2 separate regions of the Mus musculus genome follow, and region 1 is linked to region 2. A link is a loop called in an ENCODE intact Hi-C map of the cell type or tissue named here. Cell type or tissue: heart. All regions are shown on one strand. Links, peaks and the distances in the headings refer to the core of each region. The heading gives the core; the rest is flanking DNA. Region 1 overlaps Arhgef28 (Rho guanine nucleotide exchange factor (GEF) 28). Region 2 overlaps Gm21976.

Region 1 (15,832 bases), core at 3,654-8,653, 270 kb before region 2:
TGCACGCTTACAATCTATAATCTAACGAAGAGCATGCGCATCCGCGATTAGTTACTACAGGAAGTTTAGTTTCAGCGTGAGAGTCACGACTTCAGGTCTGTGGCTCGTACAGCCTAGCTCACACTCTCGAATAGTCCTGGCTGACAGAGCAGGGCCATCACTTCCCGGGAGCCTTTTGTGACTCAACGAAGACCCTAGGACTGTCGCTTCACGGTCCTCAAACAGGAACTTAACTTCCAACGGGAATTCTTAATTTCCAACCAAAGCCGTGTAGCTTTCCTTTTATTCAGAGTGAATTTTTCAGCAGGAGTTTGCGGAGCAGCAAGCGATCAAGCTGTCTGCTGTTTGGCAAATTCCTGAGTGGTGATGGATCCACGTGGCTAGGATCCCATGCAGATTACCCTCCCCCACCCTGGGTCCCACAGGCCGCAGACTTATCCAGCAGGTGCCCCCCTCCATCCTCCCTGTGACGGGGCTGCTTTGCAGTCTTGAACCCAGCTCTGCTGAAAAGTTTGATGCCATTTATTTATCTCATTTAGTCCCGTGGACCGGGTCCAATGGGTCCTTTTCCCATCTCACCTTCAGCGCTGACCACGCCATAGCGCCTGCTTTCCTTCCCGTGCCCCCAAGGGCTTTGCCCTGCCTCCTTTCCCCAGCTGTCTACTGGGAAGGAATCCCACTGTCTTCCTGTAGCGGCTACAGAATCAGATCCCAGCCCTTCAACAGAAGTTTCTCTCTTTGAGTAAAAGTCTAGTCCTGCAGTTTCTCCAGACAGGATAATTTTGAATGCAGCCCAACATGAAATCATAAGCATGCTTAAAACATAGAAAAGTTTTTTTTCCATTATTTCTTTTTATAACTCAACTGTGTGATAGATGACAAGGGTGGACAGGTTTGCTAACATGTCCACAGAGAACAAGGTCATTACTCTTGGTCTTAACATCAATGCCATCTCCTCAACATCTATGCCAGCCACTCACTCTGACAGGACTGGATAAGCTCACCAGCTCTTTCATGCCCATTAATCCCGACAACTACAGTCATTTCTAGTGTATACACTAACAGCCGATATGATTCTCGTGGGGTCTTGAGGAACAACACAAAGAGAACTTACCCTAACTTGACCCATCTAATAGGATAAAATTAAGAGATCTAAGCCTACACTCCCTCGGACACACAGCTCACACATACGGCACTTGCTGCTGTTCTGGATAGAGCACTTCCAGACACAACCATCACACAGAAAGTTCCACCAAAACAACACTGATCTAGTTTGCAAGACAACACTACCTTGCCTGGTTGATGGTGGCGCATGCCTTTAATCCCAGCACTTGGGAGGCAGAGGCAGGTGGATTTCTGAGTTCAAGGCCAGCCTGGTTTACAAAGTGAGTTCCAGGACAGGTAGGGATACACAGAGAAACCCTGTCTCGAAAAACAAAACAAAAGAGAACACTACTTTTGTACCACACAATTTAAAATAATACAATACAGCAAAGTCGCAACACTTCCATCCTTGGATTTTTTATTAGACTCTTATTTCTAAGAGTCTGGACAGAATACCAGCACACACAAAAGTCAAGAGTTCTGAAGTGGCCTCTGGGGGGAGCAGCTTCCTATTCTTGCCTCTGGCTTACATTTGCCTGCTACTGCTGGCTGCTCTCTCTTCTGTCTCAGTGGTTCCTTTAAAGTCTACTCTCACGTTATTTTATAAATTCAGGAGACTTTCTTTTTCCCTTGTAATTCAAAGTTTAGATAAACGATAGAGCAAATGCTAGAGTCAGAAAGGCGTGTCTATGTCTGTCTGTCTGTCTCTCTCTCTCTCTCTCTGTCTTCCTAATGTTCCTCTTCAGAGGCAACGACGTTACTGACCAAGCGCTCAGCCCAGTCAGGGTTACTGCAGTTTACAAAGCAAAAATCTTCTCACCCAACACATACACCAGTAGGAGACTGGGGAGAGGTTTTAGAGTCCCAAATTAAAAATAATCCCACTATTTAAGACTTTTAACAGGCAACCCCTCCTCCCCCAGCAATGTGTCTGAGTAAACATTCTTCAAAGCTGACATTCCCAAGAGTGTGATGCAATCCACAGATGAGACATCCTGTATGCGTGAATAAGAGCCACACTCCCGGCTCTGGGGCCCATAAGAGTCATCCAGTCCTCAAAGTTTGCTGTATTTTTTTTTCTCCTTCCTCTTCCCATGTTGTGGGCTCTGGACGTAAATTATTATCCTCACCGTATATAGCAACAGTAACAGATGCGTGCACACTGCTCAGAACACAACTAAGTTTGTGTTCCAAGTTCAGTGGCACCTCGGGCCAGGACATCCAGCAAACCACCACTGGCAAAGGGCCAAGCCCAGAGCTGCACACTCAACCGACACTTCGGGTGCTTCCTCCCGGCCTGCTCTAGGCCACGGGATTTCCCAACGGTTGGAACAGCTCTGACACGTGTCTACAACAGATGCCAAACACCATGCCAGAGCCTCCAGGAACCCTGTCACAAGCTGCCCGAGATGCTTCCACGTGTCAGGCACCTCGGCTGTATAATACATCTCAACTCTCCTTAGCCCGAGGACTTGCTTTGGCCCCGAGGGACCACCTCCAAGACAGCTCTGTTTTCAGGTGCCCTTCATGTATGGTGGTGGTTTGAATATGCTTGGCCCATAGGGAGTGGCACTGTTGGGAGTGAGTGTGGCCTTGTTGGAGAAAGTGTGTCACTGTAGGAGTGGGCTTTGAGGCCCTCCTCCTGGCTGCTTGCAAGACAGTCTTCTCCTTTTTGCCTTCAGAACAAGATGTAGAACTCTCAGCTCCTCCAGCACCATGCCTGCCTGGGGGCTGCCATGCTTCCCACCATGATGATACTGGCCTGAACCTCTGAACCTGTAAGCCAGCCAACTTTTCCCAATTCAAAGTTGTCCTTCGTAAGAGTTGCCATGGTTATGGTATCTGTTCCCAGCAATGCACACCCTAACTAAGACAGGTGTGCAAACTGAATCAGCTGCCCTGCACCTGAAGAAGGCTCACACACATTCTAGTGGCTAGGCATCTACAGGCAGCTGGGCCCAAGTCCTCCTACCCAAGCTTCATTCTACTCTGCTGGCCTCTAAATAATTCCAAGGATGTTTGGGGGGGGGGAGCAGGGGAGAGGCCCAGGGGGAAGGGAATAGAACATCTGAGAATAAACGAACTACCTCTACCCTCTACCCCTCTTAAGGGACCTACACACCACAGCAACACCAGGTCTTCTGAGGCCCTGGGGGTGGGGAATAGACCACATAGGCTCATCTCTGTAGGACACATTGGGCAGCACTGTGTAACAGGCAGAATGGTACCCAAAGCCCACTCCCCGGGCTCAGGCGCTTCCTGAACTGAAGCCTCCAGGACCCGCCACAGTGAGATAATGAAGTAACCATGGCAACTAGCATGCCAGAGTTTGGCAGGGTGAAACTCCTCAGGCAATGTCCTGGGTTCTTCCTGTGTATTTTAGATTGTAAACGCAAGTTGTACGTTAAAAATACATTAAGCATTAAAGAAAATTGAGCTAGGAAGGCTGAGAGAAGCAAGCAAGGTTCTCAGGAAAGAGTATTGAAATACTAGCATGTTTTCTTTTTGTTTACCATGGGCCCAGTCCATAGCACCCACCCCTGGCTGCAGGCAATGCGGCGTTTTGGAACATACCCAGAGGTAGGCGGTCCTGGTCTTCGTGTTCACTCGGCCCATCCACCTGGCTTTTGATGCTCTGAAACAGACACAGGTGAGGGAGTTCATTAAATCCCATGTGTGCTACATTAATGTTTGTTTCTCGTGCGCTAGAGTGACGCTCTTGGAAAACACCAATAAAAGCACACGTAAACAGGAGACTCGTGTGTGTTTATAATTAGCTCTGAGAGCTAAAAATAAGGAAAGGATGTGTGTTCAGCTCACACACACCTGAAAGCTGCCCACAGGGAAAGCAATGTCAGTAAATATCCGGGCATGAGATGCTTCCAGCCTAGTATGTCCTGGAGGAGGATGCTGGTCATCTTGTTCCTATGACAGTGACAACTCAGAAAGATGGCTAGGCTTGGTCAGAACAGGTAGCCCATTGTGATCCTAATAAAAGAAATTGGATTTGGGGCACACCCTTGCCTGCTTGTGGATTTTTATGAACATGAGCCAAGTGACCACGTTTCCTTACCTTTGCATCCTCCTCCTCCTCCGATGGTGATCTGCCAGACTCCAAATTCCTAACCTCTGCAAAAGAAATAATTCGTTAGTTAGTTAGGAAGAAAGGAAGAAAGAAAGACAGACAGACAGACAGACAGGCAAGATAGACAGAAAAAGAAAATTCGTGACAAGTCACCCAGGACCCTCTGCACAGGATCAGCTAGGGTTGGATCAGGCTTTGTAACAGGCAGCTCTACCAGAGAGTGAAGGAAGTGATCACCTGACTGTACACACGCTGGGGTTATTTGTGCATGCTACTTTGTAAACAAGGCAGGGAGCTCTCACCGGAAATCCTGGGGTGGCAGGGGGTGGGAGGAGGGCTGTGTCTTAAACAAATCAGTGTCCTTGACTGCAAAGGAAGGATGCTCACCCCTCCCCCAAGCCTCTCTACAGATGCTGAGGATGTGGCTGGTACCCACCTGAGGGAATCCTACTTGCCTCTCCCCCTGGATTCCACAGATGTCAGTGGAAGAAAGAAAAAAAACGACTAATCGGTTCTAAGAGACACTCAACGGTCCCTTCTGCATCACTGAAAGTGGAGCACGCCACACAGCTCTCAGCACTGACCTCAGCTGGCCAGGCTGATTAAGCAGTGGCTGGCCTCAGATACCCCAGGTCCCACCCCTACCCCCACCCGGCCCCAGCAAAGCTTTTCCTGGAAACAATATTCAGGATGTTCTGTGATGAACAGGAAACCCAGGTGAGGGGACATTTTCTCTGTCCCTTGACTGATGGGTTCTGTTCCCAAATACTCAGTTTCCCAGAAACAAGTTCAAAGACAGTCAAAATAACCATTTAGCCTTGGAAAGAATAAGTGCTGACAGGGGTGATTAGCTGAAAACCTTTCACGTACATTTATAGGGATATACAACCCTGCTGGTCCTCAGCTTCTCAGCATCCATGACCTTTTTGATGTGGTTCTAGAGAAAGTTCACAAACGGGGCATTCCTTGCCTCATTCACCTCTCCTGTTCATTTCAGTTGCCTTCTGCCTCAAACCTCCATATGGATTTAAGCTCTCGGTACTAGGTACTGCCAGAGGTTTCATTTACATTTCACAGAAAACGTACAAGCCCTTCTGTAGGCAGCTCTCCATGGCAAATCAGACAATAAGGGTGACAGAATGCAAATAAGAAGTGGAGAGGCAAGAATGAGGACAGCTAAGAGCACTTGCTGGTCTTACAGAAGATCTGAGTTCAGCTCCCAGCAGCCATGACTGTTGATAACTTTATACATCCTTTTCTGGCCCCCACTGGCACCCACACATACACTATGCACACCCCGCACACAAGCATACACATAAGTAAAAGCAAATGATTTTTTAAAAGAATAACTGAATTTATTTTCATCAAGCAAGCGAAGCTCGGTGACAGTGGTCTCTGGTATTGATCATAAACTCATGAGCAACATTAGGTTTCATGATTAAAAAAAATAAAAAGCTCAATTTTATGCGGTCATGTCAACTCTTCTCAATGGAGAATAGAGCCACCCAGCCTGATAGCTTATACTCAATGCCAGCTTTTAAATGCAATTCCCAAATTTCGTCACCAGGTGGCAGAAGAGTAACATTCGCACGAAGACCAGCCGGTTTCAAGTGAAACCAGGCCGGTTTTGCCTGTAGGGTGTGCCTTTTCAGTGCCAAACGTCCGAAGCAAAAACTTAAAGCAAGGTTTTCCAGCCCACTTCACTGATGCACAGAACTGTGTATCGCCTGCCGTGATGTTTGCCGCGTAGGTGTTGCTGAGGAGTCCCTTTGGAAACTCAAACCTACATAATAAAACCTCAAGCAGAGACAATGGCTGCAGCGTGCCACAGAAAGCAGGGGGTAACAGAGCCAAAGATTCCAGGAACACATCTGCACCAGACAGGAAGACGGCCGTGCAACTACATCCTGCTAGCTATGTGCTGTGCCCTTCAAGCCACTCCAGGCCACAGTATCTCTAAAGCGCCCCATACTTGCGGGCATTTATTCTGAACACCCTGGAAAACAGGATGTAGCCTGGAATCATTTGCAATATCAAAGGGATCATTCAGCTTTCTCCCTCAGCCCTACCCCCTAAAAAGGCTGACCCTGATCTCAGCACATTTCCATCCCTACATCCCCTCTTAGTCTCCTGTGGCTCGCTCTCTCTCTCTCTCTCTCTCCCTTTTAAAACAACTGCTGTAGAAAAATAGACGCGGGAGGCAATCACATTAAGTGAAAAAAGCCAGGCAAGCCAGTCTTAGAAAGATAAAGGTTGTGTGTTTTCTTTCATTTGTGGTTCCTAGATTTTATATACGTGTATATACATGTATGTATGTATGTATGTACATATGTAACAATAAGCTAGGAGCAAAGAAGACTAGTAGGATAGGAGGAAGGGTGAGAAGACAGAGGGTGGAAGACATGGGGTGCACTCGACATATTATATCTACTTGGTAAAAGGTTTCAGAGACAACTAAAATGCCAAAGGCTTTTAGAATCCACTATGCTCCACAGTAAAACGATAGGTTCTCATTATAATTACTTTTGGCTTTAAAAAGAACTTTCAAATGTATAAAACTCCTCACCCTAAAGTCACTTCTTAACTGTTGCGATGATGCTCAGGCTCCAACTCACAACTCACCTTTCATTAGTTTAGAGCAGCTCACCAGAAGGATACCTCCAAGCTTTTAAAAGAATCTGACGCTTAATTAAATTGCTCCAGGGGAGTCTCTGCAGAATTAGTGGGCTCCTTGCGAAGTGCAAGCAAACTACTTGTTGCTGTAGCAACCTTGGGTTGATAATAGTATCAGTAACTTTACCTATTCTGCTTTAAGGGCCTATTCATGTTGTCTTCAAGGCCCACCCAGAAGGCAGGATCACCTCTCTAAATCAGACTTAGAAAACTAGATAAACATGTTTTTTTTTTAAATATTGCCAAACTGTAATAAAAACAAGAGATAATCTCCAGTACTTATGTTCACTAATGACACAGCACCAGCAAACAAGGATTTCTACCCCTGGGTTAAGTAGCTGTAAGATTAATATCAGTGGCTCATTAAGAAGATTTGCCTGGAGAAAAGCTCGTCTCCTTGTACAAGATTTCCTACATCTTCTTGCAAGATGGATCCAGAGTCTAGGCTTAAGCAACAAAAAGTGAGCAAGAACGCTCTTAACTGCCCTGAGGTTTAAGCACAAGGACCCTCCCTCCCTCCAGAAAGAAAGGAGAAAGAGAAAAGTTCTCAGCAGAGCCAGGGGGTCCACCAGCCTTCTAGTCTCCCACTCGTCTATCTACTGGCCCCACACCTGAGACCAGGACAGAAGTGTCATGCACAGACCAGCATGGAAGTGTCATGCTCATAGCTGGCAAGCTGATGGCACTGTCTGTGTGCTCTGCCTCCCTAAGAAATGCCAAAACAGCCCCCTAATGATGCCTATCCTCACCATACAACCCCTCTAGAAACACACTAATTCACACATATTTCAGTGCCTTCTTGGGTGTGCTTCAGATGCTTGTAATCCCAGCAATGGGGAGGCTGAGGCAGGGGCCTCGTAGTACATCCCAGGACAGTCTGACAAATGAGTCCTTTTCTCCTTGTGGGCAGTGAATGCATTCTGAAATCACACTTTGGGCTGGGACCAAATTGGTTTGGGAACCAGTGATTGTATCCCCTGCCTGTTACGTACAAGGTGGGGACCAACAGATTTTTCTCTTCCACCCACCTACATCTGGTGCCCCAAGCACATCCAACTGATGACATGCGATGGGAGGCCACCTCTGCATGCGGAGAGAGAAGCAAAGTTGCTCGCTTTATTGAACTGCTGATTCAAACACCTGCAGTTCCAGCAGTACTTTATTAAAGTTCTGGCCGCCAGGGTGCCTGGGAAGACCAGGCTCTGTCCCCTCCATCCCTTCTCACTTGTGCAGCTCAGCCTAACTCTTTTCCTCTCATGTTTGGCACTAGCACTTCACTACGGACCCATTTGCTTCCTTGTATTGATGAGTGTTTTCTCACTGCCCACAAGGAGAAAAGGACTCATTTGTCAGGCTGTCCTGGAATGTACTAGGAGGCCCCTGCCTCAGCCCAATGTGAACATTTAGCTCTCAGTGCCAGACAGCTAACATGGCGAAGGAGACACTCTTAGTTCACAATTTATTAGAACGCTTGAACTTCCGATATGGACCCCTGTTGCTGCGTAGCTACAGGTTCAGACATGGCCCTTAGCAGCCGCTGAGGCTGGGACCTCACCGTGGCCTCAGGCCACTCAACAGGCCACTCCTCTCCATCCTCAAGCCTCCAGTTCCATCTCTCCTCAAATGCTCAAGCCGTCTCACTCACTTCTCCTTCTCTCCCACCTGACCACCACATACTCACACACAGTGGTAGCTACAGGTGTCAGGACCCTGGGTGACATCTCTCATCGTGCTGTGTGCTATGGTAGTAAGGGGTGTCTATGGCCCACCTGAGAGTGTACTGGAGGGCAGGTCTGTGGGTGGCATGGTGGTTTGAAGCTCTCTCTCTTCCTCTTCCTGCACTGTAGTGCCTGGCTTTGATTTGACTTGATTTTTATGAGTCCCAGGCATAAGACAGCTTTGGCCACCAAGTCAGGCATCAGGCTAGGATGAACAGAGGACTGCCATCTACTCTGCCCCTGACTGATAGGAGAACACCACCACCAACAGGTCTCTCTTTGTCCATAGCTAGGGGCTACTTCTTTATTTTTTAATGATTAAAATACTTCCTTAAGGGGTTATGGAGAGGTGGCTCCGTGGTGACCAATGCTTGGTGGTCTTCCAGGGGATCTGAGGTCGGTTCCCAGGACTCGCGTCAATCAGCTCATGACAACCTGCAACTCCAGTTTTATTAAATGAAAAAAAGAAAAAACCCACAAAACCCCTCAACTACACAATTATTCTTAATATAGATAGTTCAAATTATCTATTCTTGAGTGAAGTAAAACAGGATGATCTGCCACAAGAAAAGGGGCTATTTATGAAATATGGAAGAATTTAAGCCAGCAGGCATAAATGTAGCCCCTATATGTCTAAAGTCTCAAGCATGGGGGGTAGTCAAACATTTAAGGATGAGTTCTGGATATGAACACATCTCACCTAAAACTAAACCAAAAACACAGTTCATGATTGCTTAGTGTCTATTTTTTACTATTGCATATATGTGCATTTGTGCTGTAGGTATGTGAATGTTCATATATGTTCCCAAGAGCATGGGCATGTATACGGCAGAGGCTGACACAGGTGTCTGTCACTGTGCGATTTGTTTACTGAGTCAGGATCTCTCAGTGATGCTTGTTAAGATACTCTTGTTAGCTAGCTTGCCCCAAAGAGGCCCTGTCTCTACCTCGAAAGCACTGGGCTACAGGCAAGCACCTACACTGGCCCCACTTTTAATGTTGGTTCTGAGAATCTAAATTCTGGTTCCCACACTTAAAAAGCACAAGGTTTTTATCCACCAAGCCACCTCCTTGGCTCAACTTTAAAGGCCACCACATTTGAATGCAAATGAACGCCTTGAACAGCCCTCCTCCCCAAAGATACTTCTGAGTTGAGCTTCAAAACTGACTGGCATTCCGAAGATATTTAAGGACACATTTGGAGTCATTTTGAAAACATTTGATCCTCTGATCTTCAGAAAAACTTACCTGGTAGAAATTAATGAGCAACTGATATTCATGTCGAATGGAAAAATTTTTTTTAATTTTAATTTTAAACTTAGTTACCATAAATTTTGTACAAAATATTGTACAAAGTGTGTGCAGACATTGCCCTCTTTCCTCTTGAGTATGTGTCACATGATGATTCTGTTTAATATGTCTCTTATGAGCTTTTACATTCATGAACATGCTACTTTTAGGCTCTCAGGGGTGAAAAATTCAAACATGGGTTAAAGAGAGCACCTCAGCCTCAGATTTTGGTTGCAATCAAATCACCAATCACCAATGACCACAGGTTTTTGTTTTTTGTTTTTTGTTTTTTAAAGCTGTTATATTTCAAAGTGAAATCAGGGCATATTTTTTTTCCTAATTTAATCTACTACTTAAACAAGATGAAGTAAGTCATCTTTCAAAGAGATAGACAAAATGTAAATTTAGTTTAGAATTGCTTTTATGTCCCCTGACTTCACTTAGAGTCTACTTCAAGAAATGAATTCTTGGGCTATGCTGGGGTTGGTCTGGTGCTGCTATGCATTCAAATGCTGCGTTCTATACAGGTAGATCTGGCTGCCCCAAGAGAAAAGACTTTTCACATACACCAGCTTTTGTTATGCAAACCTTGCTGCTCAAATTAATTGATGCATAAAAGGCTAAAGCCTGTGACTGGGCCATAGAGAGAGAAAGGCAGGACTTGAGGATAAAGCGAGGGGTCTCAGGAGAGACCAGAGGAGGAGAAAGGACACAGAGGAGAGGAGGAGGTTGCCATGAGAGGAGATGGACCATGAGCTCATGGCCAGGAGAAAAAGCAAGTAATGAGAGACACATGGCTGGGATGTAAGTCATCATAGCTCCAAACCTGCCCAAACTAGGCTTACAGCTTGTAAATAAAATAGCAGGGCTGTGTGTCTTTCACACAAGCTAGTTAGAATATAAAAAATGTCATTTACAGGGCTACATTTTTAGAATAAGCTCTCCAAATCTATTAGTCCTTAGCTAAGTTTTACACTCGCCCCACGCCTGCTAATATGACCCATTTGGAAGAAAGACTCTGAATTAAGAGGGAAACAAATTCGAGGTGAACCACAGGGTTGGGGGGTGGCTGGCCTGTGAGCTACAGAAAGTGATCTAACCAGAGGATCAATAAAACTCCCTCCAGCGCAAACCACCACCCTTCAATTCTGTGATAAAATGGAAGGAGAGAGGGCTTTTCATTTATGTATGGGGAAAGGCTAGTATTATTCTAATAGTGAGCATGCACTCAGACTGACACCCTATCTTTATCTTTGGACCTTTGCTAGTGAAAGTAATATCCTTTTAGGGAAAACAGAGTGGTGAGCTAGATCTCTAAAGAAAACCTAGAAAAAGATGGGGTTCCCTGTAGGATGAAAGAAGTAACGGCAAACCACATTATGGCTTAGAGGAATATTTTCTGCAGTCTTTTCATCATTTTTAAACTTTATTTGAGGAATCTCCGCACTTCTTTTTATATTGGTGGCACCAGTTTGTACCACCTCCCCAAGTGAATATGTGCTCCCCTCTCCCTACATCCATGCCAGCATCCGTCGTCATGCCCACAGATCAATACATCTCGAAACTCTCATGAGGAGCCTCTATTTACACTAGATGATGATTAACGTCCTGATCCACCATTGGCCAAGATGCAGGGACTAAGAGACTGCGGAACACTCAGCCTTAAAACATGTAAATATGCCACATGCACCCCTCCCAAGCCCTAAGGATCATTGTGGAAGAAGAGGCAGAGAGAGTATAAGAGACAGAGGTGGGGAATGACATCCTGACTTCCGGAAACAGCAAGACAGTATGCATATAAGCTCACAGTGGTTGGGACAGCAAGCACCAGACAAAATCCCAGCGTGGAGTTGGGTAATGGGCACACAATCCAATCCCTAACTGTGGAGCTATTGGCAATTGTTAGGTGCTGGGCTGGGAGAGACAGACATAGACAGGCAAGCAGGCAGGCACACACACACACACACACAGAGAGAGAGAGAGAGAGAGAGAGTTTTTTTAAAAGAATATAGTCACTGGTTAGTTGACCACACTCCAGTGGAAGACCACAAATCCAAGAATAATTGTATTTGGGCAGGGCAAATTAGTCTTGAAGGATTAAAAATAGGACACAAAGTTGGAAGGGTAGGAAGGGGTTAAATCTGAGAAGACTTGGGGAGGTGGGATGAATATGATCAAAACAAGTTGTATGAAACCCTCAAGGAACTAACAAATTATCTTCATGGATACAGGCTTCTATGCATTTACATGTATACAGTGTATCAGAGAAATTTGCATTTCCACCATGCCTTAGATTTCAGAGCCTGTAAATGCCTCTGTTCTAGTTCTTAAAATATCTAAGGTGTTATAAACTACAGTCACCCTGCTGTGCTATGGAACAGTATGTTCCTTTCACATGTCAGGATGTTGGCACTTGTCATCCAAATTCCCCATAATACCTCCATCCTCTCCCCAGCCTCCCACCTTCTCAGCCTTCAGTAACCATATTTCTACTCTCCTCCTCCTCCCCCTCCTCCCCCTCCCCCTCCTCCTCTCCCTCCTCCCCCTCCTCTTCCTCCTCCCCCTCCTCCTTTCCATTCTTCTTTTCTCTTCTTTTTTTTTTTTCTTTTTTTTCTTTTTAGTTTTTCGGGACATGATTTCTCTTTATATATTTATATATATATATTTCTCTTCTCTTTCCCTGACTCTGTAGACCAGGCTGGCCTCAAACCCACAAAGATCTCCCTGCCTCCCCTCCCAAGTCCAGGGACTAAAGGTGCACCACTATTCAACTTCCCCAGCTTCTTAGCAAATGGCACTCATCAGGCCTTAAACACTCCAAACTAGGTGGGGAGGTGTTGTATCTTCGACTGAGTCGTCATCCCAGAAAACAGCTTCCTTGGTGACAGACACCCTCAGCCCCCAGCATATCTCCCAGCTGCCCTGGCTTAAAGGGCTCACATCTTGATACACTTGTACCACATGCAGCCATTCTAAAAAGCCCCATGTTACAATATTTAAAACAAAACATCTTAGGGAGAGAACTCTGTATGGATAACAACGCTCTTGCGCTACTAACACTGACTTACTAGAAACACTCAGGTATGGAGACCAGTCCACTGTTTCTCCACAAACTACATGAACAACACTCAAGCAAGAATCCACTCACTTCCAGTCACTGCGACACACATGGCATGCCCTGGTATCCATAATATATACTTATACCACCACCTACACTTTGCTATAGGCTGCAGCTACTTAACCTACACTTAGAACCAGGCATCAGGCAGGCCCTAGGCAGGACTATAGGAGATACCAAGCAAGGTGCCCCGCCTTCACTTCCCTCCACCCTCCTGCGCCATCACCAGAAAGGCAAACAGGGCTGAGTAGCTTTCATAGTGCTGAAAAGCCAGTTCATGGCAGAGCTGAGTTCTGAGCTGTCTGCTTGCTGCCTGGCAGCCAGACGAGTCTGAGCATGTAAGTCACAATCTCCCAGTGACAAATGCTTGAGATTACCATTTCCAGGCAATGATCCTGATGTTACACTTTTTCCATCACACAAACACCAAAGAAGATTCTAGACCAGCAGTGTGAACGAGCAATAAATAGATTCTCTTCATGGGAGTGGTCGGGATATCGCAATGCAAAGGGGAAAATGATAGATGGCTGACTGAATTCTGACTGCCTAGACAAGATGTGCTACTTAAGCCAAATCTCTGTTGAGCTACTAATCACGAAGAAAAGTCAACTTAGCACTCAGAAATTTCCCTTCCCCATGACCACTAGTGTGTATACTCCACGCCTCATATAAGGGAAGGCCTGCGTCTCAAAAGCCCAAGAAGGTAAAGGGAATTTCGACAGGGTGTTAGGAGGTACAGACGGCTTCCCGTGTACAAAGTGACCATGAGTAGGTTCAAAGACGCCTCCTTAGGCCGCTTGCAGAGAATGCTGCTGTGCTGGTAGATGAAGAGAAGCCAGGTGACGATGGAAAAAACAATGAGGCCTGTGAGGAAGGGTCAGAAGAGATGAGAGATGCAGAACAGCATCACTCTCCAGAGTACCTTCCTCAGAGCACTTCCTAAGGACCTTTCATTGATCAGCTGAGTTGAACAAGGCTACACAAGTTCCTGATTCCTGACTCACTAGAACCTGTGACGGGTCAAATGCACATGGGTCTCGGAAGGTTTCATGCAGAGCGTTTTCTAGGTACTATTGGTGAAAGAAGTCGTACTTTTTCGAGCATCTTCCAAGCCTAGGTCAGGGCATTGCTCTTCAGAAAGTCTTAGGGTATAAAGCAGGCATGGAGGTAGTGCATGCCTGTAATCTCGGTGCTTGGGAGGTGGAGGGTGGAGGCTGAGCCATTTAAAGTCATTCTTGGCTACATAACAAGTTCAAGGTCAACAAAAGGAAAACCCTAAGGGTAAAAGACTGACTAAGAACAAGAAGGCAAGTGAGAAAATGAAGCTTATTTCTTTTTCAATGATCTTGGGGCTGTGATGGTTTGAGTGAGAATGGCCCCCATAGGTTCACATGCTTGGTCACCAGGGAGTGGAACTCTTTGAAAGGATTAGAAGGATTGGATGGTGTGGTCTTCTTGGAGGGAAGGGGGGGGTGGTATTTGTGGTGTTCAACGCCAGGCCCAGATTGTTAATCTCTGTCCCTCTCTTCCTTCCTCCTTCCCTCTCTCCCTTCCCTCTCCTCCATGTCCCACAGATCAGGATGTAGCTTCAGATACTGCTCCAGCACCATGGGTGCCACCATGCTCCACACCCTCATGGACTAAACCTCTGGCAAGCCCCCAGTTTCATGCTTTCTTCTATGAGAGTTGCTTGGTTATGGTGTCTCTTCCCAGCCATAGAACAGTGACTAGACAGGGCCATTTCATTTGTTCAGAATAACTTCCCAATTATTCTTCAGGCACAATAACAATCATGAAATTATAAAACCATAATTGGCTCACAATAGTAATAATAAAATCATTTATCACACGCACAAAGACAGCAGATTTAATTCCAGGCTAAAGTTATTATAGTTCTTTACTCTGTGACAGATACAGACACCAGCTTAAAGTTTCCACCCTGAATTATTATCACAGCAGGAGGAGAGAGGCACACTCTGTCTAATCTCTGATGCACAAAGGGAAGTTTAGTTTAGCATTAGGAAGAAATAAAAGAGGACATTTTTATCTCCAGGATGCCTTTTCTTCCAGTTGAGTCTTGGTAGGCACTGGAGAGGAATGAACCCGAGTGCCTTCACATTAGTCAAACACTGCCCTCTGCTGGAAGGTGCAAACAGCTCCTAACATTCCTTGAACACATTGCCTGAAGGTCTACAAAATTTGCCTGATGGTTATGTAGATCTAGCAGACTTGGGGTTCTTGCCAAACTCTTTGGTTTGGGTGCCTTTAGTCCTGTTCACTTGGTTGTCCCATGGGCCCATCAAACTTATCCTGTCTAAATTGAGCACATTGTGTGTCATAAGTCCTGTCTTCTAGCCCACCCAGAAACACACCCCAGGCACAGAAGGCCTGTCTTTCCTTCCCACAACTCTCGTCTCTCCCCGCCACAACACTCATCTCTTCCCACCTCACCCTAGACAATACCCTTTTAGCCTCTCTTTGCCCTAGACAACATTCATCTCTCCCTACCTCACTCCTCATCAAGTCATAGCCCTTCTGAAGTCCTCTGACCAGTCCCCTGGCTTCCATTTGGCAGCTCCCAGAATTCTCAGGGAAAAGCCCCACCTCCACCCCCACCCCCAGCTCCCTCCAGGCTCTTCTAAAGTCCCTGCCGATCTGGCTTCCCTTAAGCCTGTGTTCCTGGTATTTCTACTACCACACATGAGTGTGCAGATGGGAAAATGACCTATATTCTCTCCCATTCGTCTCCACTATCTGGAATTCCCTTCTCTCCCTTAGATTCCACCTCCGGGGGCATCTTCCATGCAGCCTGCCTGGATTCTGCCGCTGTCACAGGCTACAACA
Region 2 (15,832 bases), core at 6,226-11,225:
CTTTTTTCCTTCCTTCCTTCCTTCCTTCCTTCCTTCCTCTCTCTCTCTCTCTCTCTCTCTCTTTCTTGTTTATTTATTTATTTGTTTATTTATTTATTGCTTTTTCAAGACAGAATTTCTCTGTGTAGCCCTGGCTGTCCTGGAATTCACTTTGCATTCCAGGCTGGCCTTGAACTCTCAGAGATTCGTCTTCTCCACCTCCCAAGTGCTGGGATTAAAGACATGTGTCACTTCAGTCCAAAAGATGATATTTTTAATATCCTTGTAATAATTTAAATATTTCAACACATAAAATTCAGATTACTGTCCAGTTGGTCTTTGAATAAATCCAGCATTACCATGCACTGATTGGGGATATTCTTTCAGTGAGGGATAAAAGAAGGTGCATTCTGTACACTGTAGGCAAACAAGGGAGAAACTCTCCCTTGGTGACAGGCTTATGTGTTAAGCTGTCCCTTGTCTCTTGTCCCAGGAGGGTCCCCATTTCTATTTTGCACGGACTTCTTATGACAGACAACAGAACCATTTCACTTCCTGAAAAATTCCCTAAATCTTTTTGGTTTTATTTGTTTGTTTTAAAGATTTATTTATTATGTACAGTGTTCTGCCTACATATATGCTTGCAAGCCAGAAGAGGGCACCAGATCTCATTATAGATAATTGTGAGCCACCATGTGGCTGTAAATTGAACTCAGAACCTCTTGAAGAGCAATCAGTGCTCTTAACCTCTGAGCCATCTCTCCAGCGCCCCCCCCCAATCTTCTTGATTAACACAAACTTCTTACATGCCTATGCAAATGCATTTTAATGTTTTACTTATGTGTATATGTGTGAGCTGTGAGTGAGTGAGAGGGTTGGTTGTACACATGAATGCAGGCACCCACGGAGGCCAGAAGAAAGCATCAGACCCCCTGGGGCTGGATTTACAGGTGGTTGTGAGCCACTGTGTGTGCTAGAAACTGAACTAGGATCTTTTGCAAGACCAGCCTGCAGGTCCATCTTTCCAGCCTCTAACCTCACCTTTTACATTTTTTTTACCTCATTGAAGCCTCAGCTTGTTTTTAAACTTCACTGAATTCTTTCTTTAATTGATTTTATTGTTTGGGGGCAGGCTCTCACTAGATAGCTCAGGCTGGCCTTGAACTCAGGATCCTCCTATCTCTCCCTCTCCAGTGCTAGGACCATAGACATGGACCACCATGCCAACTTCTTTCTTGTTCTCCAAGAGTCCTTTTTGTAAGCATGGCCTCTGCCCATCGCCTGCCCACACATCATCTCCTGTGTGTGTATTTAAATAACCTTCTCCGTTCTTCTCTAGTTTTGTCTTTCACATTGGACCATCCTCAAAAACATTTTCAAAAAGGAGGCATTTGATAGGACGCAGGTGACGCTGGGTTTGATCCACAGCACTGCATGCACTGTACAGGTTAGCACATGCCTGTAATCTCAGTGCTTGGGAGAGAGGCAGGACAAGGCCATCCTCGAGACCCTTGCCTAACACAATGAATTTGAGGCTTGCTTGGGCTGCATGAAACCCTGTCTAAAAATGGAAGGGCGTTAGCATAGCAAGTAAGCCACATCTGTGGTGGCTTGAATGACGCATCTTCCCAGGCCCAGATGTTTGAATTCTTGGTCCCCAGTTGGTAGCACTGTTGGGGGCGGGGTTTAGGTGTGGACTTGCTGGAGGAGGTGCGACACTGGGGGTGAACTCTGAGGTTTCGAAGGCACACACCATTCCTAGTTTGCCCTCTGTGGTTGACGGTATGAGCTCTCAGCGTGCTGCTTCAGCCACCAGGCCTGTCTGCAGCTATGCTAACCCAGCATGACCATGCTAGGCTCTGGAACATGGTGCTTGGTCTTGGTCATGGTGCTTTATCACAGCAACGGTAACTGATACATTCTGCCTGGGTGGGACCTCGGGGACATGCAGCTGTTAAAACACGCAGAACTTAATCCAGGGGGAAAGGTCCCTTCATCCTTGACCGTGGGGACACATCTGGAGATGGGAGGTAGATGTGCACGTAGCTTGTTTTCTGCTTTCTGCCTCACCCTCCCTTCCAGCATGTTCCTTCATGCTCTAGAAAACAAGTCTCTCTCTTCTGGGCATGAAGATTAAGTTGCCTGGCAGCCTAGAGAGAGACAAGGCCCTAAATTCCATCTGTTTTTCAGACTCCCAAGCACCCCCCCCCCCATGACTCTTTCCTGACCCTGCCTCCACACCACTCCTTCTCACCCCTGAGGCTTTCTGAAGGGAGAGGGGTCCTTCGCAGTCATGCAGATCATCGTTAGCCTTCACCAAACTACACCCCGAGGTCACAGTTGTTCCCTCCTCTTTCTTCCTTTCTCTCTTTCTTTCTTTCTTTCTTTCTTTCTTTCTTTCTTTCTTTCTTTCTTTCTTTCTTCCTTTCTTTCTTCCTTTCTTTCTTTCTTTCTTTCATTTTTTTAATTTTATGTATGAGTGCTCTATCTTCATGTCCACTGCATGCCAGAAGAAGGCATCAGAATTCATTATACTTGGTTGTGAGCCACCATGTGGTTGCTGGGAATTGAACTCAGGACCTCTGGAAGAGCCGCCAGTGCTCTTAGCCACTGAGCCATCCTTCCAGCTCCCTTCCTTCACTTTCAATCACCATGCACCTTAGCCGAAACACCGTGTGTCAGCCACTTTTTCTTACCCATCCATCACGTTTGCTCTCCTCCCACTTGTCCTGGCTAACACCTGATAGAAAGGGAACAGACATGCCTTCGTTCTGTCTTCTTAAAACCAAGACTGATTCGCTTTTCCAAAGTTGATCTCCAGAAACTTCTCCATAACGAACAAGCGTGGCAACTCTGAAGCTTATTTACTGTAACCTGAGCTAGCACATGTCAGCACTTCGAGAACTTTCTTGGTCTGTGGTGTACCTAGAAATTCACAAAAATAAATGTACTTGACGCTGGGCAGAAAGTGATTGCCTTCCCTTGCCCTTCAGCCATCTGTCGGTCTGTCCTCACTGCATAGTTATAAGCACAACTGAAGGTCCCTGGAAAGCCAGCCAGTCTTCAGAGAAGTTAATAAGCCTTGACCCATTCCATGCAGACAGAAGAGGCAACAGTTCAAACACAGCTGAAATGTCAACGGGACCTGGAAAAGGCCGGTCAGCGACCCCAGAACAAAAATGCTGAGTTTGTGCTAGTCCTGAGCAGCTGAAGACAGAAGTATATTACAAAGAATTCAAGGCAGAGTTCTGGAGTTGAAAGGCTTAGCTTTGATGAGCTGGAAAAGCAAGAGAAAGAATCCTGAGCTCTTTCCCAGTTTAGAAAGATTCTGCTTATCCTTTTTCGCTAGAGTTGGAGCCAAATTTGAGTTAGCTCTTAATGTTTCTGGCCACTCAAGTCAAAGGTGCATTTCTGGGAACAGCCTGTCACCACAGGCTCCAGGCTGAGACAGGGAAGGGGCGTGTCTGTGTGACAAGCTTTCTCTCCTTTCATCACCTTGACCAGTGACTCCAGGACACTGGCACACTGCTGTTGTCCTCATCCCAGGGACCCCAAGTCCTCAGCTGTCCACTGTTTACCTGCCTTGCTGTAAGAGACAAGAATCTTAGTGTCAAGCAACCGTTCCTAATAAACATCCCAGCCACAGTAAACAGACAGACAAACGGACTGGTGCACACACCTTTAATTCCAGTGCTAGGAAGTCGAGGCAGGCAGATATCTGGGAATTTAAGGACAGCCTGGTCTACAGAACAGAGCTAGTTTCAGGTAAGCCAGGGCTACATAGTGAGACCCTGCTTATATTAATTAATTAATTAATTAACTAATTAAATACAGTTTTACATGATCCTTGAGAAGATGGAGTCCTTTAATTTGGAAATCCACTTTAGTTATCTATTCATCTGCTCATTTATCTTATGAATGATACCATTTACCTTCATGTAGCCAGATAGTGGTGGTGCACACCTTTAATCCCAGCACTCTGCAACACAGGCGGAGGCAGTCGGATCTCTGAGTTTGAGGCCAACCTGGCCTATAGAGTGAATAGACCATGACAGCCAGGTCTACACAGGAAAGCCTGTCTCCACAAAACCAATATAAACAAACAAACAAACAAACAAACAAGTAAAATATTTACATAGAAGATTTATAACACAGTGAAAAGAAATGGAGCTTTAAAATCAAATATCTGAATCAAACTTCTGTTTCTCATGGTGTTTTTAAAGTCATGGTTTCCTCTCTTCAACAATAAAGCTAGGGATCCATCTTGGCAAGGCTGTTTTAGGGATTTGAAATAGTGTACGAAAAGTTACTGGCATACAGTAAGTACTCAATGAAAGGAGTGTGGTTGTGACCATCTTTCTATTATTATATCACTGTTGAGCCAGACAAGCCTAAGTCCAGTTTGCACATTCACCTAATGGGGGTGTTTTATCCCTAAGGCTTTGTAGATTGACAGATACTCATTCTCACTAACTTGGGGTTGACTTACACTGGAGGAGGTCTCAGTCTCTGACAAAGACTTTCTCTTTAAGCCACCACAGTCAGGCTCACCTGATTCTGTAACTAGGCCCACTTCCTTGGCCTCTGCCTGCACTCTTAGATATTGGTCTATGTGGAGAGACACCATGGCCAAGGCAACTTAGGGAAGGAAGGCATGGCACCGGAGCAGAGAGCTTACACCTCATCACAAGCACGAAGCAGAGAGAAAGCTAACTGGGAACAAAAGCCAGTGACAGCCCCAGTGATGTACTTCCTCCAACAAGGCCACGCCTCCTCCAACAAGGCCATGCCTCCTCCAACAAGGCCACGCCTCCTCCAACAAGGCCACGCCTCCTAATCCTTCTCACTTAGTTCCACCAACTGGGGAGCAAACCTGCAAACATATGAGCCTCTGGGGGCCATTCTCATTCATGCTGCTACACCTGCTAAGCTCAGTTTCAGCACAAAAAACTTACATAAACCGGTTACTGACAATTTACCCGCTGGTCCCATCTGCTGTTTTGCCATGTCATATTGACTGCCCCCCCCCTCTGCTTGCTGGCATCACACACTCAGCTCAGTTCCCAGTTAGCTTTCTCTCTGTAATATGTGGGTGTCTGTCTTTTTTGCTTACTGTAGTTGTCTTGGAAGAAGCCTTCTTCCTTGTCTTAACAAGAGTTCACAATAACTGACCCTTTACACCTCTCATCTCCACGTGTCTCTTTCTGATGGGACAATGCCAGTGTCCACAGAGATACAACATGAACTTGATGTCTGCTACAGTATGGATTTCATTTGTCTCCAAAGGGTCACAGGCTGGGACTTTGTTTCCTGTGGCGGTGGAGCTGAGAGTTTGGGGAGACTTCAGGTCAACTGTGAAGTTCTTAGCACACTCAGGGTTGGTCCATGAGATGGGTTAAGAAAACATGGGCCCTCTGAGCTCTGATAAGAAGAGGAAGTTGCTATAGAAATAAAGGTGATGTCTGAGTGGCTCTGGATTTTTGCTTCAAGATGGGCTCTCTTCCTTTCACATGCACTCCCACTGTTGTGACCTCTGTCTTGTCATGAGGTCCTCATTGGAGCTCGGCCAGTGCTGATGCCATGCCCCTGAACCCCATAGCTAAACGTGTGTGTGTGTGTGTGTGTGTGTGTGTGTGTGTGTGTGTGTATAAACACACAGTTCGTCTCCCTCCAGCACTTTATTGCAGCAAAGTAAAGTGTACTAATACAAGTCTCCTATGTCAGGACATGCCACCAGGAGTGTCCAGTTGATTCTTCTGAGGCTGTGAAGCTGAGCCACCACCAACTCACATACCAAGTGGGCAAAATTGCCTTTCCTATGAATTGAAGGGGCAGAGCTCACTCCTCAGATACAGCTGCCTCCATTGAGACCTCCTACCCACACCCACCTCAGCCTCAGAAAACTGCTGTTCTTCGGCACCCCACTGCCCTCAGCCTTTGTCTCCCTGTAAGTTTCCACCCATCCTTTAACACACCACACTCCAGGGTTCCCTGGAGTCCTCCCTCTGATTAAAACGGGCCTATCTTGTTCTTCCAGTTCCTTCAGCCTGGCTGAGTGACTCACCAACACATCTGACAGCTCTCTCTTTACTGTGAATGACTGAGGGTACCTCCAGGATCGGCTTCTCATACTTATATGTGCTGGGAACCGGGACTTTTTTGCTGACGATGAATTTTAGAGCCTTACCTGTCTAATCCTGTTTTCCAGGGGACAACAGTGATCTGGGACACTCGTTAAATATGCATTCGTGGGCATTGCCCCTGGATGCTCCAAAGTTGGGTGGAGGCTCTAGAAGTGTAAGCTTTATAAATACCCATCGGGGATGCCAGGGAGTGCTCCCGAAGGCTCAGGTGTGTTAGGAGAAGGGAAGCAGTACAAAAGGAAGAGGGGTGGGCTGGGTAGCCATTGCTGGAGGTCACCCAGCTTTTCCTTGGCAGACCCAAGTCCAGCAGCAGGCTTCCCCATCCAACAGAGCTTGGTTGTGGAAACCTGACTGGGACAATGAAGGAATAGAGACATGACAGACACAGGGACAGAAAAGCTGGGGGTCTGATGGAGGTGCACCAAAGAGAACGAACCAGAACGAACGGCAGCACATCTGCTATGTACAGCGCAGTGGAAGGGGTTAATTGGTTTCAGTTGGAGGTCCCTATAGAGAAGAAGTCTTCGTCTCTGGGTGTGTATACTGCCAGCATCGGCGCAAGGACCAGAGAAAGGTTATGTCCATTCCCTGAGCCCAAGCCCCAGTGAGTCTGCGTATTGTCCCTTGCCAGCAATACACATTTGCTTAGGCTCTGATACTAACATTCTTGTTTTTTGGTTTTGGTTTTGGTTTTGGTTTTGGTTTTTTGAGACAGGGTTTCTCTGTGTGGCCCTGGCTGTCCTGGCACTCACTTTATAGACCAGGCTGGCCTCGAACTCAGAAATCCGCCTGCCTCTGCCTCCCAAGTGCTGGGATTAAAGGCGTGCGCCACCACGCCCGGCTGATACTAACATTCTTGTGCTTCGTTGGGAACTCTGCATTGAGTCATGCCTCCAACAGTCTGGTCTTCCACGTTTGAGACAGGATGGTGGTAGGCCTATGGGATTCAGCTTCCCTGAACTCTTGCTATGGGGTCTGTGTCCCTGAGGTGAGCTTGAAGTATAGCATCACTTTATCCAACTGGTCTCGGGGCCCTCTATGTGTAAAATAAGGCAATTCTACTACATTGGAGCCAAAGCTTTTCTCAGAAGGAGCTGCCAAGCTTATCTGAAGGTGGGCTTGCAGTAAGAGAAAAGTTAGGGCTTATGTTACTGGAGAAATGCTCGCTTTCTCTAATGAGGCGCCCTCTCATGGGAAAAGCAAGCAAGGGCCCTCCCCTGGTTCCTCAAACCCGTGTAATCAACTGGTTACTTTGAGCTCCTGGGAATTATTGTGGGTCCGTAATTGCCACCGTTGCCATCATTTTTAACTTTATTATGTTATTCCAATGCACAAAACCATAAATATCATGCCTCCAGATGGCTAGCTATCCAGGCTGCCTTAGCAAAGTACAACAGACTGCTATTTTGTAATACAAGTTCTAGAGGCCAAGCATCAGCAGATTCAGTGTGTGGTGAGGGGATGTTCCCTGCTTCCAAGACATCTCCTTCTCTCTACTACCTCCCAAGCAGAGCATGCTAGCTGGATTTTAAAAAAAAAAATCTTTTTTGTAACCCTTTGCAATCTTTTTTTTTTTTTTAAATTGTTGTCTTTTTGTCTTGTTTTGTTTTGTTTGGGGGGTGGGGTGTTTTCGGCTTTGTTTTTGTTTTTTAACATGTGAGTGCTGCATGTCCACCTACATGCCACAAGAGGGCATCAGATCCCTTTACAGATAGATGGTCATGAGCCACCATGTGGGTGCTGGGATTTGAACTCAGAACCTCTGGAAGAACAGCCAGTGCTCTTCACCACTGAGCCATCTCTCCAGCCCCCGAAGTCTTGATTTTTTTTTTAAATGAACATTGTTCATGAGAGTAGAAGAAGCCTTCTTGGTCCATGTTCTCAACCTGTGGGTCGAGACCCCTTTGGGGGGGGACACATGATTTTTTTTCCCCACTAATTATATATCAGATATTTACATTACGATTCATAACAGTAGCAAAACTGAAGTTATGTTGTAGCAACAAAATAATTTTACAGTTGGGGGTCACCACAACATGAGCTATATTAAGGAGTCGCCGTGTTAGGAAGGCTGAGAAGCACTGCTCTAGAGGCTCCTTCTCCGACGGAACACTTTGTCACATACAAATTTTGGAGGTACACAAACGTTCAAACCATGGCAATTGGTATATAATTACAGAACAAGGTTAAAATCAAATTCCACGAAGCTAATACACTTGAACATTTTAATGCTCATTTAACATGATGGATGGCGCTGTTCTGTAGAAAGTGCATGGCTGCCTTGGAGTTCGTCAGAGAAGGCTAGGTCGTGGCTGACCTTAAACTTTAGCCTGCTTTTCTACTGTGAGCTTCAAACTACAACCGACAATGACTGTGTGTACAGCAAGAATAGACATTTCGGCCTTGTTCACGGACTTTGACGGAGTCATTTGAGTATCAGTCTGTGCTAGAACAACATCGTAGCAAACCGAAGTTGTCATCTTGAAGAAAAGCTTCAGAGATGCTGTGTAGTTCATCACCAATGTTGCTTTTTGGACATTTGCCTTCAAGTCTAACTCTGACTCAAACTGTTAAAGGCTGGGCAAGTGGTCACAGCTCTGTCATTTGTGCCTCCCACCAATGCTGCCACCTCATAGGCTCCCGCTAAAAGTAAGGCGGGGTATTTGAACCCATCCACGCCCCTCCCCTGGTTACTTGTCACAAAGGCTGGAGATCTATAACCAAAGGCTTTAAAGGTGCTGATCTGTCATCCCTACTAGCATCTATATTTCCGGGTCCGCCCAGCCTTTGTCCTGGGAGGCTCCTTAACATACACAAGAACTGCTCTGGAGGCAGCTGACAAGGGGATTCATTAGCTGCTCTCTGCTGCCCTCTTGAGTCCATAGCTTGGGTTGCATGGGATGCTGCCCAGACTGGAGTCTCTCTCTCATTCTCTCTCTCTCATTCTCTCTCTCTCTCTCTCTCTCTCTCTCTCTCTCTCTCTCTCTCTCTCTCTCTCTCTCTCTCTCTCTCTCTCTCTCTCTCTCTCTCTCTCTCTCTCTCTCTCTCTCTCTCTCTCTCTCTCTCTCTCTGCGTGTGCGCACGCACGCATCTGCTTCTGCCACGCGATTCATGAGGGAATTCGCGCTTCACATCTTTGCCATCTCCCAGTCCCAGCCCCTGCAGGCCTGCCCGAGCTTCTCATCCTTTGGAAGGAAGCCTGCCTTAACTCTCTCTCCTCCTTTTTTCTTTCTTTTATTTGCATTTGCATCCGATCTTTGAACAGCCTTGAAAATCTGGTGCTAACTAAGCAGAGTTTTGTTGAATCCGACGCTTTTCTAGCTTGGCGTTCATAATTACAACATTGAAAAGATGTCCTGGGTGCGAGGATTCAGCGGGGTTTGGGAAAAGAACATTAGAGTTTCTGCTTTTACACAGTTTGTTTGATCTCATCCTTCTTAAGTTTCTAGTTTGCATAATGTTTCAGTGTGTGTGTGTGTGTGTGTGTGTGTGTGTGTGTGTAGGCTAGTATAGGTATATAATTCATAAATAAATATGAAGTGGAAGAATGCTAATTCTATCTCATTTAGTTATTTTGCTGCTGAAGGTTTAGCTAATCATAAAACCCCAGGGAGTAGTCTGGAAGAGTGTGCTGGTCAGAGTGACAGAATCTACAGAACGAATCACTATAAGGAGAAAGGGGTGGTATTTGAATGACTTACAGGCTACAGTCCAGCTAGTCCAGCAATGGCTGCCCATGAACGGTCCAAGAAGCCCGGATGTCTCAGATGGTCTTCAGTATACACTGGAAGCAGGCTCTAACGCTAGGGTAGTTTGTGCTGCATATACCTTGCCAGCGAGGTGAGAGCAAACAGGCAAAGAGCAAGCACTACCTCCTTCCATGTCCTCATAGAGGCCACTGGCAGAAGGTGTGGCCCAGATTAAGGTAGATCCTCCCACTTCAAATATCCAGATTTTAAGTGGCTCCCCCCATTTCAAATTATTTTAATTAAGAAAAAAAATTCCCTCACGGGTGTGCCCCATCATTTGGATGAAGTCAAGTTGACAACTAGAAATAGCCATCAAAAGTCCATCCCTTGCCAGCTTGGCACACTGTCATATCTCTCCTTATGTCATGCTTAATTTCCAAACAAAAACAATAAGCAGCCCATAATTGTGTCTAACATGATATAACTACCCCATGTACAATCACAAACATGGTATATATTTAACCAGGACATAATTATGTCTAAGTTCCATCCCTCACTCTCTCCTTCCATCTCTTCTTTCCTTCCTTGACAAGGTCTTCTAGCAGTGTAACCCTGGATGCCCTTCAAACATGTTACCCTCCTGCCTCGGTTCCCCAGGTGTTGAGATTACAGGCAAATATGCCACCATACCCTACTTTGAGGACAGTTTGATTGGACCAACATAATAATAGCATTATGAGATGGTATTGGTTTTTTTTTCTTTTTTCTTTTGGTTTGGTTTAGTTTGGGTTTTTCATAATTTGGTTGCGTGGCTCTTGAATAGGAACTCTACAGATGGTATCATGTTGCCATGTCAACAGTTTGGGCAGCAGTAAAGGCAACTGTCACAAAAATCTAGAGGACTGAGTTAGAGCCCTGGAAGCCAAGTAGATGTGGAAAGACCAACTCTACAAAAGTGTCCCCTGACTTCCATATACACACCAAGGTGCGCACCCATGAACACACACACACACACACACACACACACACACACACACACACACTCTTAAAGGTTGAAGAGCCCTAACTATATGACTGTTTTATAAATTCAAGTACCTAATTCTATGTAAAATTACTACCTAGATGTTGGAGGTAGGGTTTAGCACTGCCAAACACATTCCCTGTGACCAATTACATTCTGTAGACAAGTCTTTGTACCTCAAGCTTTCTTCAGTGCATCAGATAAGATGCTTAGGACAGAGTTCCAGCAGTGATTCTTCAAAGCCATATGGGAGTCTTTGAAAGCCACAGCACCTACAACAGGTACAGCCCCAGTTCTGGGAGGGGAGGCCCCAGCTTAGGGAGAAAGGGCTCATGGGTCTGTGATCTGGCCTGGTGAGACTTAAACGTATTTCTCTGATTGTGGTCTCTGCCTTTCTACCACTAGTGACTGGGACACTCGTGGTCCCTGAACTTTCAGCAATATGTTGAATATGCACAGTGTGAGGCAGAGCTGCTAGCACCCAAGTTCTGGTGAACAGTGGTGTACAAAGCATTTTTATTTTTGTTACAGGTCAGATTTGATATAGCAAGAACTGGTGTCTGGGAAGTGTTCCATGAATACATAGCACTCAGTCTCCCATGAACACGTGCTGCATATACCCAAGGGCAAAGGAAGCTAGGTCCGGGCTCAGGAGGTCCCACAGCTGCCTAGCCACACTGCTAAGGAAGGCTTAGCCATGTGGCCAATGGGGTATCTTAGGATCAGGTTAGCGAGCATGACTGTCTGCTGAAAGTGGTGCAACCTGAGCCCCCTCACTCTTCTTGGTGACTCAGTTTATTCCAGTTAGACGAGGCTCCCTGTCTGTGACTGTTTACTCCAGAAACTGCCAACCCAGTACCAGGGATCTCAGCCTCTCTCTCGTCTGGGTATAGAACTGCTATCCTCAAGGTCTGCTCATCAAACCGGCCCATCCCTAATCTAGCCCCATGGAGAGCTGGTCCTGCAGATATGGCTTAGAGCTCTGGAGTTCTCATCTCCTTCCGTAGTCTGATGTAGGCAGCCTGAAATCTAGGCTTTGCAAACCATGTCATAGCAGAATTAGCCCCCACTAGCTAGAGTCCAGAAGACATATTTGAGGGCTCATACAGGCCCAGACACCTAAGGAGTCACTTCACCTCAGTGGATCCTGTGTTTCTTTAAGCTTCTTGTAGTTTCATCGTCACATCTACCAGAGAGGCCCTCATAGTGTTGGCTTTCCAGAGGGTGGGATAGGAAGCCATAGATAGGAAAGCCACCAGTGTAACTCTGACTGATGCACATCGAGGGTTCTATTCTAAGAAAGCCATGGGGAACGCTTGGCTGGTGAACACTGTATCTCCCAGGGGCCTCCGCTCTGTAATGACGTGCTCTCTTTCATGTCTGTGTGTGTTGCTGTGACAGGTCACAGCTGCCTTCCCACCAGAAAATGTCTTCTGACTTCTTGCGGGGTATTCCTCGTGCTTGGCGTTGTTGCCGCTGCGATTGCTGTTGGGATCATCTTCGGGACACCTACAAAACCTGCAAGTATGTGTCAACACACACACACAGATACACACACACAGATACACACACATACATATACATACACACATACACATATACACACACATACACACATACATACACACATACACACACATACACACATACACACACACACACACACACACACACACATACACACACACATTTACACCAAGTCTGTTTCCAAAATATGTGAATCTACAGTATGGATGGGGAGGGGTTGGCATGTGGCATGTGCCAGCCATTGGCTATTTTGCATATCCTCTCTCTATCCTCAGGTCCTGCAAGGTGCCTGTTGTTAGGACAGACACTTCAGGAAAGGACTTGCCCTGGACCATATAACTATTAAGTAAGCAAGACAGCATTGTGACGCAGGTTGAGGTGACTCTGAAGTGTACACAGGATATGGTCTCTACCTTCCAGGACTTCCACTGTAAATAGGATTGTGGGATAGCATATAATTAGAGATTAAATTCGAGAGAAATCAGTGAGGACTGGTGATAGGGACGTGGAAATGAATGAGCTAGAACTGGAGTTGAGCCCCAGAGGGATCCCTGAACTCAGACACAGAAGTAAAAGACACAGACTTCATGGAACATCAAACCTGGGGTATATAAGGAAGAAAAATATCACTGATAGGCCAGGTTGGGGGATGGGGGAAGGCAGAGGGTCACAAGTTCAAGACCACCCTGGACTACATAGCAAGACTATCTCAAAACTGATCAAACAAAAAACAAAGAAATATGTGAGGGTACACTTGCTGCCGACATGACCTGAGTTCAGTTTTTGGATCCCACATGGGGAAAGGTGAAGACTAACTCCTGCCTCGAATCATTCTTAGATTTCCACACGAGTACTGTGACTGGCATATGCTCATATCTGCGGCACGCGCATGCATGAGTATACAAACACAAGCACACAAATAAATAAATGTAAACGAATTCAAAACAAAAGTTCATAGCGAGTAGTCAAGAAACGGGTGTTGAATACAAAGTAAGATGTGGTCCAGCAGTATGCAACTGCTGCAATTACACACACACACACACACACACACACACACACACACACACACACACACACGGCTTTCCCTGCTGAGCTTGCTTCTTCTGTTGTTCATTTGGCTAACTCCTAAGGTGTTTAAGACCAACTCAGACATCTCTGACCTGACGGTCCCGGCTGCTAGACTCCACACCCAGCACTCTGCTTTCCCAAGTAGCCTAGCCAAGGTCAGCACTGCGGAGACCCTGGAGCCAGCCCATCCTGTAGGATGCGGGACTGTACTGCAGAGGGAGACTCTTCCCACACAGACCTCATTAACCCTGTCCTCCCATGAGCATCAGGGTTTAAGGTTCCCTGCATGTTCTTCACTCTGCCTTTCTCCTTCATAGGCACTGCCACAGGTACTAATTCCCCACCACAGAGCCCCGTCTCATCCCATCCTGACATAAAATTTTCAGAGGGTCCAACTGATGACAATTCCTTCAGATGACCAGAGCTAACGATTCTTGTCTCTGAAACAACAACGCCAGCACCTGTTGATCAAGAGATATAAACTCTGGCTTTATCCATCTGCCTCTTAATTATTCAAGATGATAACACCTTCATCACTCCAAACCCATTACTTCAATCTCCCCCTATACACACACACACACACACACACACTGTGTACCATTCACCACAGCCATATGGGATTGTGTGGAAATATACAACTATGTTGAGATACAAGTGTCACCAGTATTTCTGTATTCACTTCAATCAATTATTTTTCATAGTACTTCAAGTAGATCCGTTGTATTTTACAATACCATCATTTGGGAGCCGGGGGCGAAGCTCAGTGGTAAAGTACTTGCCTAGAACATAGGAAGCACTCGGTTTTATCCCCAGCACCTCAAATACGAGTCCTGGTGGCACAATGTGGAGATCACAGTACTCGTGAGGTAAAGGCTGAAGGATCAGAAGTTTAAGGTCATGTCCAGGTACACATCAGTCTGAGCTTAGACCTAAGATATGCTGTCTCAAAATGATCGTTCATCATCATTGTCTTAATTAGAGGCTAGGTAATAACTTACTGGTAAGTCACTTGCCTAGCATGTGCAAGGGCCTACACAATCCACAGGACCTCTAAGAAAAAAAAAAGAGAGAGAGATAAAAGAGAAAAAGAAAAATGAAAAAGATAAGCAATCTCAATTTAATTTTACTTACAATATGCCCAGGAGGTTGACATAGCAAGTTACCTTTGTTCTTACATCAGTCAAGAAAATAATAAACAAGTCTGTATAGTTAACCCATCACAAAGCTCACACCACACCGGGGAGCAGGCCTGTTGAGCCCTCATCTGCCTGCTATTACCTCTAAGTCTGGAGTGAGTCAATGCTTGTTCGCCAGATTCCAATGGTTTTGATGAAAAAGGAAACCAGTCAAGAAGACCTGTGCCTGGAGAGTTTCGGATTGTGTATATGAAAGAAAGAAAAAGAAAGAGAGAGAGAGAGAGAGAGAGAGAGAGAGAAAGAGAGAGAGAGAGAAGAAGAAGGAGGAGGAGGAGGAGGAGGAGGAGGAGGAAGGAAGGAAGGAAGGAAGGAAGGAAGGAAGGAAGGAAGGAAGGAAGGAAGGAAGGAAGGGGAAGAAATAATGGGGATGGTGGCACAAGGCAGAGCAGGGCAGGACATCAGCTTTCTTCTTTCAGGTTGGACATATCACCAATGCAGGACAGATTCACAGCAACCAGGGTTCCTGTGTGAGGACCGCACAACTTGCTTGCCACCATCTCTGCTTTGTGATGGCAAGATGGACTGCCGTGACGGATGGGATGAAGCTGCTGCCTCCTGTGGTGAGGTGGACTAATTACCAAACAAAAGTCAAGACCAGGGTCCAGGGCTAGGCATAGCCGCACCCGCACGTGTGGCCAGGGCTAGGCATAGCCGCACGTGCTTTCAATTCCAGAACTTGGGAGGCAGAGGCAGGTGGGTGTCAGCTAGAGCTATACAGTAAGACCCTGGCTTTAAAATAGTCGTAGCAAGCTAAAGTTCAGAATTCCCATTTAAACATTTTCATGAATAATTTTTCCATTAGAAATAATTTATTTGTGCCCTCTAGGTCAAATGCCCGACAGTCTCCCACAAAACTTGATTTTCAAGTGTCCCAACCAGAAGACATGGACGTTTGTGGACAGGGTGTGTGACACCAGGAACGACTGTGGTGACTGCTCAGATGAATCAGGTGACGAAGAAAATTACACAGGGAATCTTTTTCCTGGGTTCAGGGAGTGGCTTCCCTTACACTTCAATTACGGAAATTGGCTCTGACTTAGAAACCTTCTAAAGATATTTACATCCACAGCTAAGAAAGTCCATCACTCCCTGGGCCGCAGTAGCTTTTAGGTAGGGAGCTGGTTTAGGCAAGCTCAGGGTCTTGGCTTCCAGCACTATCCTAGCCCCATCTCCAAAAATAATAAGTAAATAAACAGTCAGTCAGACAGA

The links. A loop is a pair of places that touch in the nucleus more often than their neighbours do. Peaks named below come from ENCODE experiments on the same cell type or tissue, not always from the same donor. Only the 100,000 strongest peaks of a DNase experiment are listed, where the experiment ranks them.
Region 1: a loop joins it to region 2, with 5 times the contacts of the local background. A loop is called at or near these places in 6 of 42 quality-filtered maps.

Annotation. Positions count from the first base shown.
Region 1 is chr13:98,025,699-98,041,530 of GRCm38, forward strand. Arhgef28 (Rho guanine nucleotide exchange factor (GEF) 28) reads right to left here. Exons shown (of 36, transcript NM_012026.2): 8 at 4,178-4,233; 9 at 3,679-3,739. It overlaps LOC115488224 (a small nucleolar RNA gene), which reads right to left and starts at 8,878; the gene lies at 8,736-8,878. In heart, for the core only: a CTCF peak has its summit at 5,759 (motif pointing right); DNase peaks (open chromatin) are centred at 4,523 and 5,933; H3K4me3 peaks cover 511 bases; H3K27ac peaks cover 602 bases.
Region 2 is chr13:98,290,272-98,306,103 of GRCm38, forward strand. It overlaps Gm21976, which reads left to right. Exons shown (of 7, transcript XM_006517799.4): 4 at 12,234-12,356; 5 at 15,040-15,183; 6 at 15,450-15,572. Among named protein-coding and RNA genes, the nearest start is that of Gm21976, 18 kb to the left of the region's middle. In heart, for the core only: CTCF peaks have their summits at 7,809 (motif pointing right) and 8,973 (motif pointing left); a DNase peak (open chromatin) is centred at 8,950; H3K4me3 peaks cover 610 bases; H3K27ac peaks cover 284 bases.